Regions from separate parts of the Homo sapiens genome. Here region 1 is linked to region 2. Evidence: read pairs that join two places in POLR2A ChIA-PET (ENCODE). Cell type or tissue: GM12878. All regions are shown on one strand. Links, peaks and the distances in the headings refer to the core of each region. The heading gives the core; the rest is flanking DNA. Region 1 has its middle 17 kb from the start of IGSF1. Region 2 overlaps RAP2C-AS1 (RAP2C antisense RNA 1).

The links. Peaks named below come from ENCODE experiments on the same cell type or tissue, not always from the same donor. Only the 100,000 strongest peaks of a DNase experiment are listed, where the experiment ranks them.
Region 1: POLR2A ChIA-PET joins it to region 2 with 5 read pairs; 1 of 35 experiments calls an interaction of 5 or more read pairs at or near these places.

What each region holds. Positions count from the first base shown.
Region 1 is chrX:131,304,385-131,308,788 of GRCh38, forward strand. No RefSeq gene overlaps it. Among named protein-coding and RNA genes, the nearest start is that of IGSF1, 17 kb to the left of the region's middle. RefSeq lists an enhancer at 2,463-2,962. In GM12878, for the core only: no CTCF peak of the experiment used is centred there; a DNase peak (open chromatin) is centred at 1,836.
Region 2 is chrX:132,235,639-132,240,042 of GRCh38, forward strand. RAP2C-AS1 (RAP2C antisense RNA 1) reads left to right here. Exons shown (of 3, transcript NR_110410.1): 2 at 3,982-4,073. Among named protein-coding and RNA genes, the nearest start is that of RAP2C, 18 kb to the left of the region's middle. RefSeq lists a silencer at 1,563-1,857. In GM12878, for the core only: no CTCF peak of the experiment used is centred there; a DNase peak (open chromatin) is centred at 1,861.

The DNA of each region.
Region 1 (4,404 bases), core at 140-4,139, 930 kb before region 2:
TGCCTTGGTTGATGCTGGTTTCCCTCCATGTTCTGGCATGTCTTACCCTTATTTATTCAACAATTTATTGAATGCCTACTATGTGCTAAGTAAAGTGCTAGTAACTGAATATACATTAAAAAGTCTGTCTAAACAAATTCGCTAAAGTCTCTGCCTTCACAGAACTCACAGGCAATTAAGCAGGTCATTACACTGTAGTTTGGAAAGGGCCATACGATAGCGGAAAATACAGGATATTAATAGTCTGGACAAAAGGAAGCCATGCAGACTTGGAAAGATAATCAGGACTTGATTCTCGAAGGAAATAACATCTAAGAAGAGACTTGAAAGATACTTTGGGATGCTCTGGGCACAGTCGGGAGAGTACTCCATGTAGAAAGAGCTACAAGGCAGAAAGGTCTGAAGGTAAGTGAGAGTATGGGAAGAAATTTCAGCATTTAAAATAATTTAAGTACATCATGAACATAGAAGATAAAACAAACAAGACAATGATAGTGGATAGAGATGCTTGAGCCAGGTTACAAATGGCTTTTAACATCATATCAAGGAGTGTGAAATGGAAGAGTGGTATCCTCATGTTGGAGTTGAGAAAGATTATTCAATCTACAGTGTGGAGAATGAATAGAATAAGGAGAGGCAGGGAGACAAGTTAGTAGATGAGGCATTTTTCTAAGCAACATTGACTACAGTGGTGGCAGGTGTAATAGAAAATATATATTTAAGAGATGGGAGTAAAATTGGCATTATCTATCCATAGATTTGATAGTTTCAGTAGAAGAAATAAGGTGGTATCAAGGATGACTCTCAAGTTTCTGTTTGGAAACTTGATGCATAGTGGTACCATTCGCTAAGTTGGGGACACAAGAAAGAGAAGCAGATGATAAATACAAATTCACTCTTGGACGTATCAGCTCATGTTTTTTACCCTTGACCACTCTTGTTCACATCAACCTCCCCTATGGGAAATCCTAGAGCCTGGGCCGTTCCCTTGAGCCTTTGTGTTTGTACAGACTCCTGAAGGAGAATGGAAATCCTTGGGGACAGGGTTTCTGTCTGAGACTTCTATCACCTCACAGGCCCTATCCAGTGCTAAGCATAGAATGAGTTGTCAAAAACACTTACTAATCAATTGAGCCCTGTCACGGGGCAATAAAATGTGATGTGCAGGTGGGCTTGTGTCATACCCACTACTGAAAATGGTTAGCGATAAAGAAGAGTTTCAGTACAAAAACCAAAGAAACATAGCAGGGAAGGTTTAAGAAGTGCCTCAGTTTACCCAATTAGAAAACAATTTCATATTAAATCCAACAGAGTTACTTAATATTTAAATAAGAACTGTTGATAGATTATTTTGTAAAAGAGACAATCCTCTGGTGATCTTAAGAATCATACCCTTTGAGAATCTTCAAGTTGGAAGAATTCTGCAAGGTTTACTAGTCCAACCCCCAGTTGTTACCACAATTCCTTCTATAATATCCTTGCCTGTGGTCATCTAGCTGGTACTTATATACCATTAATGAAAGAGAACTCATTATGTTCAAACTCAACCCATTCCATCTTCAGATAGCTCTGACTGAGTGTTCTTGTTTATAATTAACCTAATTATGTCTCCAAAATGAAAGTTTCATTTATGTATTATTCATATGTTTCAATGCAGAGCTTATAAACCTTTTAGTTTTCCGTTCTTTAGGTCAGCTCTTACCAGTTTCTTCAGCTATTCCTTATATGGTATGGTTTTGCATTCCTTACCCCCCCTGGTCACACATCCGGGTATGTGGCAGTTTATTCATAACTTTCATGTATTCTGGCCCCAGAAATGAGCAAAGTACTGTATTCCAGGTGTCATCTTGAAAGGACAGAGAGCAGCAGGGTTATTGCCTCCCTCATTTTGGAAATTTTTCTCCTGTAAATATAATCTAAACAGATAGCAGCTTTTTTATCTATGGCTAATTGTGGATACCTATTGAATGAGTGTTAACTTCAAACTGTCTTTTACATACACTGCTGCTAAGCTATGATCTGTGGGAATCAAGTAAAAATCTCAAAGTGCAGTTTAAGTTCCCTCTCTTCCCATTTATTTTATCAAATTTTAAAGTGAAAATTAATAGATTACATCTCTCCTCACTGAGGTTCATTTGCCTTTTTCTGTTGGGTACATGAAGATTTTATGTAACAATGATTCTTATATTTATCTTGGAGCTTGCTATGGAGTGAAAATTTTTGTCTCACTAAAATTCATAGGTTGAAACCCCCAATGTGACTGTATTTTGAGATAGGGCCATTATGGGAGGTAATTAAGGTTAAATGAGGTCATAAGGGTGGGGTCCTGATCCAGTAAGATTTGCATTCTTATACGAAGAGACACACTCTCTCACCCTGCAACATAATAGTGAAAAGGCAGCTGTCTGCAAGCCAGGAAGAGAGCCCTTGCCAGAAACTGACCATGCCAGCACCTTGATCTTAGACTTCTAGCCTCCAGAATTGTGAGAAAACAAATTCCTGTTGTTTAAGCCATCTAGTCTGTGGTATTTAGTTATGGCAGCCTGAGCAAATGAATACAGAGCACCAGCTTAGCACAGGGCTTGACATGTTACCAGAGTTTAATGGAAGTCTGGCTATTTAATTGAAAGATGGACATTGTCTACAAACAGTAAAAAGTGAAAATTACTTTACTCATACTTATCGTGCTTTGACTTTTGGCATCTGCAGTAATATGGGACCCTATTATTGGTCATATGAAAGCCAGTTTGGGATCCTGAAATCACACCCAAAAGATCACTGACTACCTTGCTTCACCTTTGAAGGACAATTTCACTGGATATAAAATTATATATTGGTAGAAATTTCTTTAAACAGTATGAAGATTTCACTTCACTCTCTTCTCACTTGTATGGATTCTGACAAGTCTACTATAAGCCTTACATTTTCTTCATCTATAGATAAGGTGTTTTGCCTCCCTGCACTTTGTCTTCACTCAAGATTTTCTCTTTGCATTTGATTTTTGCAGTCTGAATCAAAATGCCCAGGGGTGTGTGTGTGTGTGTGTTCGGTACTTATCTTTCTTGGTGTTCTCTGAACTTACTGGATTTGTAGTTTGGTATCTGTCACTAATTTGTGATGTTCTTGGTCATTTAATGCTTCAAAAATGTCTTATGCTATCTTTTCTCTTTCTTCTCTTTCTGGGATTCTAACTAGATTTTTTACCTCCTTTGATATTATCTTATAGTTATTGTATATTTTGTTCTTTTTCTCCCCTCCTCCTGTCAGAGCCACTGAAAGGATTTTCCTAATTCTCATTATGAGAATATTGTGCAATTCCTGGAGGAAAAGCCCACAAAAGTGTGGAGAGCCCCTCTATGATTTTCCCCCTCATAAACTTCTCACTCTCACACTAGTTCACATTTAATCTCCAGTAATTTTTCATAATTACTAGAGAATTAATTAAATAGTCATACTGTTTATGGTTTCCAGCAGGTCTTCATTAGATAAGCAGATATGAATGCGCCTATCTCTCCAGCTTTTGAGATGTTGGGTTGTTCTGCCATCTCAATTCTCTGAGGCTAAGAAAAGTCATCAGTTTTCTATTTACTGTCCAGCATTTTTTCATTGTAAGGATGCGAATGGCAACTTTCAAGCTCCTTACATGTTAGGGGTGAAAGTGGAAGTCCCCTTTATTTTTTTAATTAAGAGAAAAAAGTTTTTTGTATTTGCTAAGATCTCTACCCTTTTCAATAATCTTCATTTATTCCAAAATATCTGAGTTTCTAACTGGTATTATTTCTACTCTGCCCGAAGAAATTCCCTCAGTAGTTATTGTAGCGTAGGTCTGCTGGTGACTAATGTTATTACGGTACTGATGGATGGAAATATTTTCTATTTTGCCTTCATTCTTGAGAACTATTTTTGCTCAATGTGGAATTCTTGGATGAGTGTTTGCTTCTGTGTTTTAGTTCTTTAAGATGTCATTCATTCCACTGTCTTCTGGTCTCCATAGCTTCTGATTAGAAGTCCATGGACATTTGAATTGTTGTCCATCTGTATGTAAATTGTCATTTTTCTCTGGCGACTTTCAAAATATTTCTTCATAAAAAGCACCCAAATTTGAAAGGAAGAAGTAAAACTATCTCTAGCCACAGAAAATGTAATCTCATATACAGAAAATATAAAAAGGAAATATTAAAAATCTACTAAAAGCTATTAGAGCTAATGAACAAATTAAGATTAACACATGCAAGTTCAACACATAAAATTTGATGTATTTCTATATCCTTTCATCGAACACTATGAAAAATAAATTAAGGAAACTTTCTATTTATGATACAACAAAAAGAATAAAATACTTTGAAGTAAATTTAACTGGGTAATTTATAAAGGATGTAATAAACTGGGTAATTTATAAAGTCT
Region 2 (4,404 bases), core at 312-4,311:
CCTTAGGTTGTTCTTGGCTGTGACACTTTCTTTGATTTTCCTTGTTTTTGATGACGTTGACAGTATTGGTTAGATATTTGTAGAATGTTTCTCATTTGGATTTGTCTGATGTTTTTTGTAATTTGACAGAAGTTATGGAGTTTGAGGAGAAAGACTATAGAAGTAAAGTCCAATTCTCATCAGTAAAATGCCATTCCCATCACACCATATCAAGGGTGTGTACATTACATATATGTGCGTACATGTACGTTGTAATTATATGTGTATGTATATATAATTACATATAATTACAATGTACATACTATTTTGTACTCTGCTTTCACTTAAATACCTGGCACGAAACCCTTTCATGTCATTAACAGCAACATATTAATATCTACAAGTTCATTTTAAAATGTTAATGATTCCAGAGGAGATTTATGTCTCCATGTCTTTCCTCAAATGATGGATTCTCTGGGTCTACTTCCTATCATGTGCAAGACAGTGTCATTTGTTTACATTATAGAAGTGGGTCTGATTGTAGAGTTTGCATCCTAGACTCCGACATTTCTCTTTGAGGCTGTAGGTTGGGTTGGGTTTTGTGAGCTATTTTGAATATTTTGAATTCCTTTCAGGATCAGTGATAAGTGAGGAGGTAAGAGAGATAAATACAGAGGATACGCTATGTAGAGAATTCAGAAAAACAAGAGACTTTTGGATTTATTATCTAAAGGGAGATAATCCAATTCAGAGTCACTACCTGAGATACTATGGGAACTGACAGTCTCCAAAGGCTATGTTTTGCTAAACCACAGCATATTTCCACGAATTAGGACACAAGGGATGGTAAAGATTTGTGGCAATAGATATTTGCGTCATTTAGAAATGTCAACTAGGGGGCCGGGCGCAGTGGCTCATGCCTGTAATCCCAGCACTTTGGGAGGCCGAGGCGGGCGGATCACGAGGTCAGGAGATCAAGACCATCCTGGCTAACAAGGTGAAACCCCGTCTCTACTAAAAAAAAAAAAAAAAAAAAAATACAAACAAAGTAGCCGGGCGTGGTGGCGGGTGCCTGTAGTCCCAGCTACTAGAGAGACTAAGGCAGGAGAATGGCGTGAACCCAGGAGGCGGAGCTTGCAGTGAGCCGAGATCGCGCCACTGCACTCCAGCCTGGGCGACAGAGCAAGACTCCTTCTCAAAAAAAAAAAAAAAAAAAAAAAGAAAAAAAATGTCAACTAGAACTCATGGTATTTTTTATGAATTGAAAAGTGACCCCAAATAACTAGCTAATTTGTACTTTGTGGTAGCATTTTATTAAATATTAAAATTTGGTTCTTCTGGGTGGAATTTTACCTAAGATAATTACAATATATTATAATTTAAACCAACACTGTGGTTGAACCCAACGTCATATTTTGAGTGTTACTGCCAATTGGACAATGTTTACTTACTACCCCCTATGGGTTAGAGGTAAACTAACTAGATTATTTGTTTGGGCTTATCTCTGCTTATGTTGATCCAAAAGATGTCATTAATTTCTGCTAACATTATTGTTTGAATGAAGTGAAATTAAGGGTGTGTTATTATGACTAATACGGTGAATGTATTTATTTATTTATTTTAAGTATTTGACACTGACTCCTGGGGATTACAATAGGAGATTCTGCTGGCTTTTGCCTACATATCAAGAAAAGTATGTATGCAGTATCATGCCAGGAAATGAGTGGCAGAGGCTTGGACTGGGAACATTATACCAATTGTAATGTATTTGCAGCAGTAAACCAGAGGCCAGGGGAGTTACAAAAACAAGACTGCCAACTCACACCGAATGTCTATGCAAATAAGCAATTGAGAGATCTTAGTTTATTTATTCAAATGTGGTATGCTGACAACAGCAGTGGACTGAGAAGTATGAAGTTCTGAGTTTGGAAGCCTCCTACAACACCAACTCCCTGTGTAATCAAGACTCATCACTTCCTCTTTCTGAGTTTTCCCCTCCCAAGGCTCTTTCTAGATCTAGCAGCCTATGAATCCTATGATTCTACTAGGTGTGAGGCATTAGGTGCTTTGTGAGAGCCAAAATTGTATAAGACACTCTTAAAGTTCTTTTTTTGGAGGCTGTATATTTTTAATAGAAATATTAAAAATTTATCTGTCATTGTGTCACACTCTGTCACTGTGTCACCCAGGCTGGAGTGCAGTAGCACAATCATGGCTCACTGCAGCCTCAACCTCCTGGGCTCAAGCAATCCTCCTGCCTCAGCCTCCTGAGTAGCTGGAACTACAGGTGCACACCAGCAGACATGGCTAATCTTTGTATTTTTTGTAGAGACAGGGTTTTGCCATGTTGTCCAGGCTGGTCTTGAGCTCCTGGGCTCAAGTGATCTTCCCACCTTTGCCTCCCAAAGTGTTGAGATTACAGGTGTGAGCCACTGTGCCTAGCCTCAAGTTCTCTCTCTCTTTTTTTTTTTTTTTTTGAGACAGAGTCTCACTCTGTTGCCAGGCTGGAGTGCAGTGGCCAGATCTTGGCTCACTGCAACCTCTGCTTCCCGGGTTCAAGTAATTCTGCCTCAGCCTCCCGAGTAGCTGGGATTACAGGTGTGTACCACCTTGCTCAGCTAATTTTTGTATTTTTCGTAGAGGTGGGTTTTCACCATGTTAGCCAGGCTGGTCTCGAACTCCTGACCTCAAATGATCCACCTGGCTCGGCCTCCCAAAGTGCTGGGATTACAGGCGTGAGCCACTGTGCCTGGCCCTGGCCTCGAGTTCTTAAAAATCAAAGTAAGGAGTTGAATATTCCATAGATATTCTGCAAATATTTGCTCCCAGGACTCAAGAAGGCCCCAAGAACTGAGGCAGAGACAGAGCACATAAGTGGACAGTTACACAATTCTAACAATGAAGCAAGGCTACAATATTTGTCTTAGCTTCAATTCCATTTATTTTGCTCCAACGATCTATCTATACACAGCTGAAAATTAGTGATAACATTGTCTCTTATCTGTTTTGTGCTGCTATAACAAAATGCCACAGACTGGGTAATTTATAACAAACAGAAATGTATTTCTCACACTTCTGGAGGCTGGGAAGTTCAAGATCAGGTGCTAACATCTCGTGTCTGGTGAGGGCCTATCATGCTTCCTCACATAGCAGAAGAGCAAAAAAAGAGCAAACCCACTACACGAACCCTTTTTATAGCAGCACTAAACACCTCCCATTAGGCCACACCTCCCAGCAGTGTTGCATTAGGGATTAAGTTTCAACATGCATATTGGAGGGAACAAAAACATTCAAACCATAGCACATTGGTTTAAAACCAATATACCAGAACTTAAGCATGTGTATCATCTCTTTGAAGTAATTGAACAATTATTCAAAGACACTTGGAAACTGCCTACATAACCTGTGGCGCATATTCAAATTTACTTGGTTGGGAATAGCCAACCAAGTAAACCAAACATCACTTAGAGCCAAATGAAGTGAATATGATGAGTGATAGACTGGGTGCAGTGGCTCACACCTGTAATCCCAGCACTTTGGGAGGCTGAGGCAGGTGGATTGCTTGAGGCCAGGAGTTTGAGACCAGCCTGGCCAAAGTGGCAAAACCCCATCTCCACAAAAAATACAAAAATTAGCCAGGCGTGATAGTATGCACCTGTAGTCCCAGCTAATTGGGAGGCTGAGGCAGGAGAATCATTTGAACCTGGGAGGTAGAGGTTGCAGTGAGCCGAGACTGTGCTACTGCATTCCAGCCTGGGTGACAAAGTGAGACTCTGCCTCAGGAAAAAAAAAAAAAAAAGAGTGATAGACCTGGTCCATAAATTTTGAGTTAAAAATGAAGTATGATTATTAAGAAATGAGATTGGTTTTCTTGAGGTCCTCATAATTGGCTCTGGAGTTTTTTGTTTGTTTTTGTTTTGTTTTGTTTTTGACGTAGTTTCGCTCTTGTTGCCCAGGCTGGAGTGCAATATTTTACTCCTTCCCCTTGTTATCTTTGTTTAGACTGATGAGCTTCTCTGTGCAAGGGTGCCTTTTTGGAGCAATGTCCCCATTCGGTCCATTGATATGAACCACTTCATTGAATGTCTTAGACGGTAAGTAGTAACAGCTGCTGTGCTTGCTTGTCAAAAGGAAATTTTTCAGAGCCTGGACTTTTGTAATATATGGCTTCTTTCTGTTTTCTATAGCTACCAGGAGAAAGTAATCTTTCTCTGGAGCCATCCCAGAATGTAGATCAAATTACATCAGAATACATAGACATTGACTTACTGGTTAGTCAATCACATAATCAATGTGAAAAAAATGATACTGTGCATTTTTGTACCACACATTTTACTTCTTCTGTGTTCATTCAAATATGGTATTGCATTCAGACCATCTACCAATTATCTGAAGGGCAGTAAGGTAGACATTTCTATCCCCATG